Regions from separate parts of the Homo sapiens genome. Here region 1 is linked to region 2. Evidence: read pairs that join two places in POLR2A ChIA-PET (ENCODE). Cell type or tissue: HCT116. All regions are shown on one strand.

The links. Peaks named below come from ENCODE experiments on the same cell type or tissue, not always from the same donor. Only the 100,000 strongest peaks of a DNase experiment are listed, where the experiment ranks them.
Region 1: POLR2A ChIA-PET joins it to region 2 with 5 read pairs; 8 of 35 experiments call an interaction of 5 or more read pairs at or near these places.

What each region holds. Positions count from the first base shown.
Region 1 is chr12:123,185,761-123,188,260 of GRCh38, forward strand. The region is part of intron 13 of MPHOSPH9 (M-phase phosphoprotein 9); the gene reads right to left. Among named protein-coding and RNA genes, the nearest start is that of PITPNM2, 36 kb to the left of the region's middle. In HCT116, no CTCF peak of the experiment used is centred here; no DNase peak of the experiment used is centred here.
Region 2 is chr12:123,088,392-123,090,891 of GRCh38, forward strand. All of the region lies in intron 2 of PITPNM2 (phosphatidylinositol transfer protein membrane associated 2), which reads right to left. Among named protein-coding and RNA genes, the nearest start is that of PITPNM2-AS1, 8.3 kb to the left of the region's middle. In HCT116, no CTCF peak of the experiment used is centred here; DNase peaks (open chromatin) are centred at 1,480 and 1,850; H3K4me3 peaks cover 1,382 bases; H3K27ac peaks cover 1,772 bases.

The sequences.
Region 1 (2,500 bases), 97 kb after region 2:
ATAAATGCAATGTGTGATCCTTGATTGGATTCTGGATTAAAAAGCAAAAAACAATACATCTATAAAGGATATTATTTAGACAACTGGCAACATTTGAATATAGACAGAATGTATTTACATATTAGTATTATATCAATGTTAAATTTCCTGAGGATGAAAAGTACATTGAGATTACACAGGAGAGGCCGGGCATGGTGGCTCAAGCCTGTAATCCTTAGCACTTTGGGAGGCCGAGGCGGGTGGATCACGAGGTCAGGAGTTCGAGACCAGCCTGACCAACATGGTGAAACCCCGTTTCTACTAAAAATACAAAAATTAGCTGGGCATGGGGTGGTGTGCGCCTGTAATCTCAGCTACTTGGGAGGCTGAGGCGGGAGCATTGCTTGAACCCGGGAGGCGGAGGTTGTGGTGAGCTGAGATCGTGCCATTGCACTCCAGCCTGGGCAATAAGAGCAAAACTCCGTCTCAAAAAAAAAAAAAAAAAAAAAAAAGAGATTACACAGGAGAATATCTCTGTTCTTCAGAGATACCTATTGAGGTATTTAAGGGTAAATTATCATAGTGTCTAATTTACTCTCAAATATAGTTCAGCAAAAGAAAAAAGTTTATATCTCTATGAAGACAAAGCAATGCTGTAAGATACTCACAACTGGTAAATCTAGGTAAAGAATATACAAGGGTTTTCATTGTATCATTCTTACAATTTTTCTGCAGGCTTGAAACTTTGAAAGCCATGGGAGGGGAGAGAAAGGAAAAGAATTGATCATGTCATAGGCAATAAAACAAAGCCTTCAAATCTGAAGAAAACATACACCCAGAATCACAGTTAGGATCTAGATCTTCATCTTCAGCTAGGACCTAGATCTTCACCCACCACAATTATAGATAATATGTAAAATTTAAGAAATAACAATATCGAGCCAGCCACAGGGGCTCATTCCTGTAATCCCAGCCTTTCATGAGGCTGAGGCAAGTGGATCACTTGAGGTCAGGATTTCGAGGTCAGCCTGGCCAATATGGTGAAATCTCATCTCTACTAAAAATGCAAAAATTAGCTAGGCATGGTGGCACGCGCCTGTAACCCCAGCTACTCAGGAGGCTGAGGCAAGAGAATTGTTTGAACCCAGGAAGTGGAGGTTGCAGTGAGCCAAGATCATGCCACTGCACTCCAGCCTGGGCGACAGAACAAGATTCCATCTCAAAAAGGAAAGAAAGAGGCCAGGCGCAGTGGCTCTCGCCTGTAATCCCAGCACCTTGGGAGGCTGAGGCGGGCAGATCACCTGAGGTCAGGAGTCCGAGACCAGCCATGGCTAACATGGTGAAACCCTGTTTCTACCAAAAATACAAAAAACTAGCCGGGTGTTGTGGTGCTCGCCTATAATCCCAGCTACTTGGTAGGCTGAGGTAGGAGAATCACTTGAACCCAGGAGGCAGAGGCCGCAGTAGCCAAGATTGCGCCATTGCACTCCAGCTTGGGCAATAAAAGCGAAACTCTGTCTCAAAAAAAAAGAACGAACGAACAATATCAGTACATTATTTAGAAATACATAAATACTAGAATATGATATACCTCGAGAAAAAAATGAACAAAGGATGTAAAAGGCCTTAATTTTTAAAAAAGAAAAATACTTGAGATTTAAACCACGTTCATGTATGGGAAGAATCAATATTTCAAGTCTCAGCTGTCTCCAAATAAATCTGTAAATTCAGTGCAATTCCAATCGAAAGCAGAGTGGCATGCTGACAGTAATATTTGTATGAAACAAAACAAAGCCAAGAAATAGGCAAAATAATTTTTACAAGAGCAAAAAAACGAGATAAGGAAATGGCACCAAAAATCAACACTTGTTATAAAATACTAATAATTTACATGATGTGGTTCCAATTCAGAGACAGACCAATGGAACAGCTCAGAGCCTCAAAGGAGATTTACACGAGAAGGAAATAAAATGTACAACAGAAGTCAGTAAGGGAAGGAAAATCTATTTAAAAATGATTCTGGGACAACTGGTTAATCATTGGAGGCAGGGAGGATCAAGTTCAATTCCTACTCATACCATATATTACGTAAGAGGTAATTCTGGGCTGGGCGCCGTGGCTCGCACCTGTAATCCCAACACTTTGGTAGACTGAGGCGGGTGAATCACCTGAGTTCAGGAGTTCAAGACCAGCCTGGCCAACATGGTGAAACTGTCTCTAGTAAAAATACAAAAAGAATTAGTGAGGCATGGTGGTGGGTGCCTGTAATCCCAGCTATTCAGGAGGTTGAGGCAAGAGATTGCTTGAAGCCGGGAGGCAGAGGTTGCAGTGAACCAAGATTGCGCCATTGCACTCCAGCCTGTACAACAAGAGCAAGACTCCATCTCAAAAACAAACAAACAAAAAACACCCAAAACTTGTATCCCATAAAAATACCAAAAGAAGATGGATGCAATACGTATAACCATTTCCTCTTAATCACACTTGAAAAATTAAAAGGCTTGACAATACCAAGCACTGG
Region 2 (2,500 bases):
TATTTTAGGAAGGAATTTCATTTGGCTCACTGATGAATCTGTGCTTAGAACAACACCTGGCACATGAGTGGTGTTCAAAACCTCTGTTGATGGCTTTAGAAGTGAGAATGATGGGTGGAAGGTAGCGACTGGAAGTGGAGGGGTGTGGGGGTGGCAGGAGGGTGGTGTGGGGCTTTTGAGAATTGGTGAAAGAAGAAAAAGCTTGAATAAATGAACAGAAATAAGTTAAAATGATAATCAAAGATCTTCCCTGCTCCCCGCAAAATATCCCCAGGCCCAGAGAGTTTTATAGCTGATGTTAGCAAACTTTCGAGAAGTTCAGAAAAAAAGTTTACTCTTTGTTGGGGGGAGAGGGACAAATAAAACAAAAAACAGGCACATCTTCATGAACAAGATGCCATCTGAGTAGGCCCTAAAGTAAGATTTGAAGCCACGACAGCAACAACTTGGAATCCCCCAGGGAACCTTGTGTATGTCTCCTTTGCACTCATGTTGCTGCCTCCAGAAATGCCCTTCTCCACCTTGCCTCTGGTCTCAGCCCTCTGTCCCCCTTACTAAACCTGCTCTATCACTCTGGACATCCAAGCACACAGTGAGCACTGCATAAATGTTAGCTGCTGTTGGGCTTACTTGCTTACATGTCCGAGTCCCCGGCTAATTTGTATCCCCAGTGCCTGACACCATAGCAGGTATACAAAAAATGATAGAGGAATGAACAAGGCACACAAAAAGCCTAGCAAAAGCTACATATTTACTCTAAAAAAAGCTTTCGGGCACAGCTGCTGTAGGCATGCAAACCAAGGCATCCAGGCTGCGCAGCCCCGAACCCACCCTCAAACTCTTGGCCTCGTGAAATTAGGCAACAGGGGCCCTAGGTGAGCCAGAGGGCACTGAACTTTGCCTCAAAATTAGCGCTTCCTGATATGAGCAAGGAGGTGACAGCAGCCAGAAATCGCTACCCTCCCTGCACCCAATGAAGCTGATAGAAAGCTCTGGGTCACTCAAGGCTCTAAAATGTAACATTTGTCTGGCTGTTTACTTCCCCTTTATGCAGCTCAACTACTTAGATCCTTCTTCCTACTAGTGGGAGATGGATCCCAGTGGTGAGAAAAAAGCAAACCAAGTCCTAGAGTCTCAGGGGTCTTTAAAGCTGATCCGAGGGAAGACAAAGATGAATAAAGATGGAGGAGGAAGAGAACAGAATTTTTCCTCCCATACTCACACAAAAAAGATCTCGAATACCCATGCTTCATCCCCAACTATCACTACTCATGCAAACAAAGCCAGAGAAACCCCTGGATTAGCTACTGCTCTAAGAACTGACTGTGTCTTTCTCCCTCATCCATCAATCCCCTATCAGCCTTCAAACTCAGGTCAAAATTCCATGGAGCAGGAAAGCAGGTAAGACCTGGATTCTGAGTGTGACAAACCACCATCCTCTGTGAAAAGGCCTTGCTGTGAGCCAACAAGACCACAAGCATGAGTCAGAGCCAACAAATGGACATCTTTTGCAGCCAGTAGAGAGACAGTGAGCTTTGCCCATGAACAAAGATGACTCAGTGGAGCCGCAGAAAGGAAATCAACATTTATGGAGTATTATTCTTGGAGTTATCTACAGCTGTATAACAAATTAACCCAAAACTTAGTTTAAAACAAGAAAAATTTATTATTTCATGCTGCTTCTGTGGATCAGGAAGCTGAGAGTGGCTTGGCTGAGTGTTTCAGGGTCTTCCATGGGGTCACAGTCAAGATGTTGACCAGGGCTGCAGTCATCTGAAGGTTTGGCTGAGGCTGATAGAGTCATTTCTAAGTCAACTCATGTACGTGACTGATAAGTTAGTACATGGTTTTTGGCAAGAGGTCTGTCTCACTTCCTCACCACATTTCTGAACCTTTCCAGAGAGCTTGAGTGTCCTCACAAGATGGTGGCTGGTTTCCCAGAGAAAGTGATCCAAGAGAAAGGACAGCAGAAACCACATTTTCTTTGTTTAGAGACAGAGTCTCTGCCACCCAGCTGGAGTGCAGTGGCACAATCTCGGCTCACTGAAACCTCCACCTCTCAGGTTCAAGTGATTCTCCTGGCTCAGCCTCCCAAGTATCTGGGACTACAGGCACAGGTGCCAACACACCTGGCTAAATTTTTTTTTTTTTTTGTATTTTTAGTAGAGATAGGTTTTCACCATGCTGGCCAGGCTGGTCTAGAACTCCTGACCTCAAGTGATCCACTTGGCTCGGCCTCCCAAAGTGCTGGGATTACAGGCGTGAGCCACCACGCCCAGCCCACGCTGTCTTTTATGGGGCCTTGGAATTCACAATCTGTCATTTCCAACACCCTATAAGATACACAGGTAGCCCGATTCAGTATGGGAAGGGACTTCACAGGGGTATGACTATGGGGATGGGAGACTGAAGCCAGCCTGGAGGTGGCCGGCACAGCCACATTGTGGTCTTCCTAACCCTTGATGTAGACCATCTCCTTTCAACCTCAAGACAGCCCTTG